Linked DNA regions of Homo sapiens: region 1 is linked to region 2. The links are chromatin loops, found by intact Hi-C in ENCODE. Cell type or tissue: prostate gland. All regions are shown on one strand. Each heading gives the region's core, and the rest is flanking DNA. Links, peaks and the distances in the headings are about the cores only. Region 1 has its middle 83 kb from the start of LINC03140. Region 2 has its middle 19 kb from the start of LINC03140.

What was found. Hi-C counts contacts between places; a loop is a spot of excess contacts. Peaks named below come from ENCODE experiments on the same cell type or tissue, not always from the same donor. Only the 100,000 strongest peaks of a DNase experiment are listed, where the experiment ranks them.
Region 1: it touches region 2 in a loop (2.9-fold over the local background); 2 of 110 quality-filtered maps call a loop at or near these places.

The regions. Positions count from the first base shown.
Region 1 is chr4:128,652,526-128,655,337 of GRCh38, reverse strand. No RefSeq gene overlaps it. Among named protein-coding and RNA genes, the nearest start is that of LINC03140, 83 kb to the right of the region's middle. RefSeq lists an enhancer at 2,277-2,776. In prostate gland, for the core only: no CTCF peak of the experiment used is centred there; a DNase peak (open chromatin) is centred at 1,667; H3K27ac peaks cover 878 bases.
Region 2 is chr4:128,588,405-128,591,216 of GRCh38, reverse strand. No RefSeq gene overlaps it. Among named protein-coding and RNA genes, the nearest start is that of LINC03140, 19 kb to the right of the region's middle. In prostate gland, for the core only: no CTCF peak of the experiment used is centred there; a DNase peak (open chromatin) is centred at 1,476; H3K27ac peaks cover 2,114 bases.

The DNA of each region.
Region 1 (2,812 bases), core at 135-2,634, 64 kb before region 2:
TATGCCATTCCTATGACAGAGAGAAAACAGCAAGAGAGCTGGTGGAATACAATCACTCTTAAAGATTTGGCACAGATGAGGCATAGTCAAGGTCACCCACAAGGCCTAGTCACTCACGTGCCCAAGCCTGACATCAAAGGTGCAGAAATTGTAGACTCTCCCATAGGAGGTACTCCAAGAGAAGGAGAATAGGGTCTGGAGGCAGGGAACCTAAGGCTGATTTACCCTGACTTCCTAGAACTAAATCAAAAGGAAAAGCCTGACTTTCCACACCCAAGTAACAAAAGGATGAGAGGCTACTGCCTTTGCAACCCCCTTCCCCGCTTTTCCACATGGTAGATGAAAAATTGAAAGTACCTCTGATTGGTCCCCCCTCACAACCAATCAGACTGATCTTGGGCCAAGTCTTCGTTTGCATAGGAGTATAACTCTATAACTTCATTTCAGCCTCTGATTGGTCACTTTCCACAACCAATCAGACGTTTGCATAGGTTGCAACTTTGTAACTTAACTTCAGCCTCTGATTGATTGTTTTCCTTAACCAATTGGGCTGATCGTGGGCCACTACTTCATTTACACAGGATGTACACCAAATAACCAATGAAAAACCTCTAGAGGGTATTTAAATCCCAGAAAATTCTGTAACCAGAGCTCTTGAGCTGCTTGCTCGAGCCTGCTCCCACTCTGTGGAGTGTACTTTCATTTCAATAAATCTGTGCTTCTCTTTTGTTGCTTTGTTTGTGCATTTTTGTCCAATTCTTTGTTCAAAATGCCAAGAACCTGGATACCCTTCACCAGTCACACAAGTCTGTGTAATCTGTCAGAATGGGGAGTGAGTTGCTGGAAACAAAAACACAATCTATGTTCCTTGCTGCAGCCCCTACCCAGTTCTCCAGCCTATTCCTTCAAGCCCCTCCTCTTCAATGCCAGCTCAAGGAGGGTAGTTTGGAGAGCTCCATGGTGAAGGACTGTGCCCAAGAAGTGGGGCTGCAGCAGCTGTTGTTGCCATTCATCCCTGCTTTGTTCTCAGCGGCCTCTAAGTGCAGAAGGCGGAATAAATTGGCAAGAACTGAAGATGAGTTGGAAGGCAAACAAGAGAACTGAGAGCTTTCTCATTAACTAAAGGGGTCATTGAGATAATGCTTGAGGCAAGAGGCAGAGTGACCTTTAGGTACTTGGCTGGAGGGCTGTCCTGAGAGAATGGAATGAAGCTCACCCCTTAAAGCCATCATCCCCTTCAATTAATATTTACTGAGCACTACTAAGACACTGACCCTGTACTCAGAACTGTAAGCTTTCCTGGGTTGGAAAAGGCTCTGACTAATTTGCACATTAAAAAGCACACAGACAGAGGAACCCACCTTTTTTTCCCTTTCCCAGTCACCCTGGGAGAGACCGTCTTCTCTTCTTCATTCATGTGTGGAATCCCAATTAAGCGTAGTAAACAAAGGAAACTTCTTACATTGTGATTTTCCTCCCTCTTCCCTTGTTTTATTTGCAGTCTGGATTTATTGCTCAAGAATTACCTCCTTTAAGCATCATCCCCTATTAGCCAGAGAGATAAAAGCCATAAAGGGAAGGGAACTCCTTCAGTTCTCTTTGCCAGTTGTGAGACAGAGCAGCTGCGTTTACAAGGGGAGTTGACATCTGTTGACTGAGCCGAGCCTGTCCTGCCCCAGCACTGTGCTCATGCTTGGAATGCAAACTGCAGCTATCAGAGACAGCGCCGGGGTTTAATAACTGCTTGAGCCCAGAGCAAATCTACTTGGGCACTAGAAAAGAAATTGTATAGTTTTAAAGCAGATGTATGCTCTTAACGTGGTTGGCTTGTAAAGCAATAAAACTTGGGGTTTTTCCCCCCTTAGCCTATCACAACTCTTAGAATAAACAGTGTACTTAAGACAGGGCGATTCTATCACAATTCCATGTAATATTTAGTCCATATAACAAGATAAAATTTGAATTAGCATCACATATAGAAGGCATTTCATTTTCTCACATACAGTACAATATTAAGCGCAAACAACATATGTCTCCATGGTTATAAACAACAGCGTCATGTTTGCAAAACAGATCCTATATGTAGAACGTCTGTAAATGGGAGAAAATATGGGGCTTTTGTTGGTTAAAATGATGTTAAATATTTCAAGTCGCATGATCTTTATAAGAAACATTTTCAGGGGCCAGGCGCGGTGGCTCACGCCTGTAATCCCAGCACTTTGGGAGGCCGAGGCGGGTGGATCACGAGATCAGGAGATTGAGACCAGCCTGACCAACCCTGATGGGGTTTAGTAGTGAAACCCCATCTCTACTAAAAATACAAAAAACTAGCTGGGTATGGTGGTGCATGCCTGTAATTCCAGCTACTCGGGAAGCTGAGGCAGGAGAATCACTTGAACCCGGGAGGCAAGGGTTGCGGTAAGCCGAGGTCGCTCCACTGCATTCCAGCCTGGGCAACAAGAGCTCTTTCTCTGTGACCTTGAAAAAATCAACTGGTCTGAGCCTCCATTTCTTCACCTGCCAGAATAAGGATGTTGGGCTAGATCAAGGTTTCTTTAGGTGTATTGTGAGGAACATTATTTCTGAGGAAATTAATGGGAGTAATTTTTTAAAAATTATTTTTGGCTGGGCACGGTGGCTCATGCCTCTAATCCAAGCACTTTGGGAGGCCAAAGTGGGTGGATCTCCTGAGGTCAGGAGCTCGAGACCAACCTGGCCAACATGGCAAAACCCCACCCCGTCTCAACTAAAAATACAAAAATTAGCCAGGCGTGGTAGTGGGTGCCTGTAGTCCCAGCTACTCGGGAGACTG
Region 2 (2,812 bases), core at 83-2,582:
GACTACAGGACTCAGTTTTTGAAACTAGCTTCTGGAAGGATTCAGAACTCACTGAGTTTCACGAAAAATGAAAATTACCTGAGGAAAATGCTAAATGTTATTTAAGAATCACAGAATAAGGACTGCTCACTTTAGACAGGTTAATGTGTGGCTCTTGGATAAAAATTTAGAAAGAGGCAGCTGTTTGGAAAGTCCGGGAGGGGCACCAAGCCAGAGACCTGGAGCAGCTCGCAGCCCAGCCTTATGCTGGAGTAACCTGAGCCCTCAGAGAGTCCAGGAGGTGAGGCTACAGTCCAGCATTCTATTTTTAATTCACAGTGTGGAGATAAGAGTTAAATATAAAGCAGATTAAGACTTCCCTTAAATCTCCTCTATAAAAGAAAAACTGGAATTAATCTACAGGAGCACTCCATGGATAGCTCAATACCATCATTTTTTAAGAATAAAATTAGAAGCAGAAAACTGTGTCCTTATCCTTTTGACATCCAAGAATTATTGCCATGAAAGTACTACAGCCCATGAAATTACTTTCCAGGTTACACTCATTAGATTTAGCATTTTCATTCTGTAGACCTGTGGTTTTAACGGAAAAGAAAAGAAAAAAAAATCCCCTCCCTTCATAGTACAACTGTTCCCATACACTGGCCCATTAATGGGATGCTAATGAATGCGGAAGTCATTGTAAAATCACAAACGCAGAACTGAGAAGCAGATTTCAAACATCGATAGGCCTAGCCTTGTTTTGGAAATTTGGATCATGAGAGCATGGGACTCAGGTAGAGCCCTGCAGCCTGTGTTTTCTGCACACTGTAGCTAAAGAGGCCCTCAATTACAGGCTCGATTTTTAAAAAATTTTTAGTCATATTATACAATCACCATTATGGGTTAGACATTAAACAGATGCCAACCTAGCTACTACAGGCTTTGTCACTGGAAGTGTTAACCACATAACACGGCAGCAGCAGAGCAAAGAGATTAAGAGTTCAGGCTCTAGAGCAGTTGGCCAGGGTATGAACCCAAGCCCTACCAATTACTCACTGTGTGACCTTGGGCAAGTTGCTTAATCTCTCTGTGCCGGTGTTTCCACTTTTGAAAAGCGGAGATAATAATAGTCCGTGCCTCCAGTTAGGATTAATTGAGAAAATGTATGCAAAGCACTAAATCAGTTCCTGGCACCATAGTGTGTGCTCAACAGCAGTTGGTGGTTGTTAGTATTTTGTTGTTGGAGACGTGAGAGAAACGAATCTGAAATGGCTGTGCACTCCGGTGGCTGAGTTCAAACCTGCTGAGGTGTCTGGTCTTCACGACATCTCAGGCCTCATGCTGCAGAGGAAGAGGAACCAGTCACCTTCTCTGACGGTCTTCTGTGTATCTGAATCTATTGCCATGCACTGAGCCTTGCATGGTGTGTAATGCCTTGGTTTGTGTATTTACATCATTCCAGCAAGTCAGGATGCTTTTCTGAGCAACTCTCTGTTTGCATGGTGCCTTTAAATACACACAAGAATTACAAGGCAATCCTCTGTTTGTAGCCTACATGAAGGCCAGTTGGAGAGATTTCAAACACCCAGGAGATTCAGCAAACTCATTATAGGGTCTAATATAAGAAGGAACTGTATGTATGAGGAGCTGCTAGGATGCAAAGATGAGTAAGAACTGACCTCTGCTTTCAAGTCAACAATTAGCTGAGGGGCACAGTTAAGACGTAGGTGGATTGACTTTTGTGTTATCCAAACAACACAAACCCATTGTTACAGAGTCTCCAAAGATGAAACACCAAACAAGACACACCTTAGAGAGCAGCACAGCACAGATTCATTTCACAAATACCTACTGGGCATCATCATTTGCCAGGTTACTATTCTAGGTGCTGGGATATAGCAGTGAACAAAAGTCCCTGCCCTTGTGGAGCTGACATTCTAGTGGGCAAAAGAACAATAAATAGAAAAGCCCAAGAGTATGTGTATATACACACATATACACATGGATAGTACGTCAAGGCATGCTAAGTGTTACAAAGAAAAACACAGAAGGGGTAACAGGTTAGGGAGTGACAGGGAAAGGAGGGGTTATATGACAAGCTGCTAATCTTGAGGTAAAGGAAGTTAAAGAAAGAGAGAAACAGATGAGGACTAAGAGCATCATGAGAAAATTCTGGAACCTGGGTAGGCAGGAAGGCCATGGTAGAAGGAGCGGGGAGCAGGTTGTTCTAGGCATGGGATTTAGAGAGAGCAGAGAATGGCCAGAGATAGGAGGAGGGCCAGAGGAGAGGCAGGCGCCCCCAGGGTGGGCACAGCACCTCTGGGGACCAGGTTAACTAGGGGCCTGAAGCCAGAGCCATACAGGCCATTAGGTGTAACTCTCAAGAGCTACTGCAAACTGCCTGGGGAAAAAACATAAGCAGTCCCAGTTTTTATTTCAGCTGGTGAACAGGAACCAGGGCCAAAGGACGGCACCAGCCTGGTAACACCAGACACTTTTTCTAACTCTCATTGTCACTTGTCATAAAGAACTTCCAATACTGCCTGCTGTCACAGGTGCAATCTAAACAAGCTGAACTTATAGAGGCAGAGCATAGAACAGTGTTTGTCAGGGGCTGGGAGAAATGGGGAGTTGTTAGTCAAGAGGTAAAACATCTCATCTATGTAGGATGAAAACGGTCTGCAGATCTAATGTACAGCATGGTGACTGCAGTTAATAATTCTGCATTGTATACTTGAAATTTGCTGAGAGAGTAGATCCTAAGTATTCTCATCCACACACACACAAATATGGTAACTTTGAGGTGATGGACATGTTAGTTGACCATGGT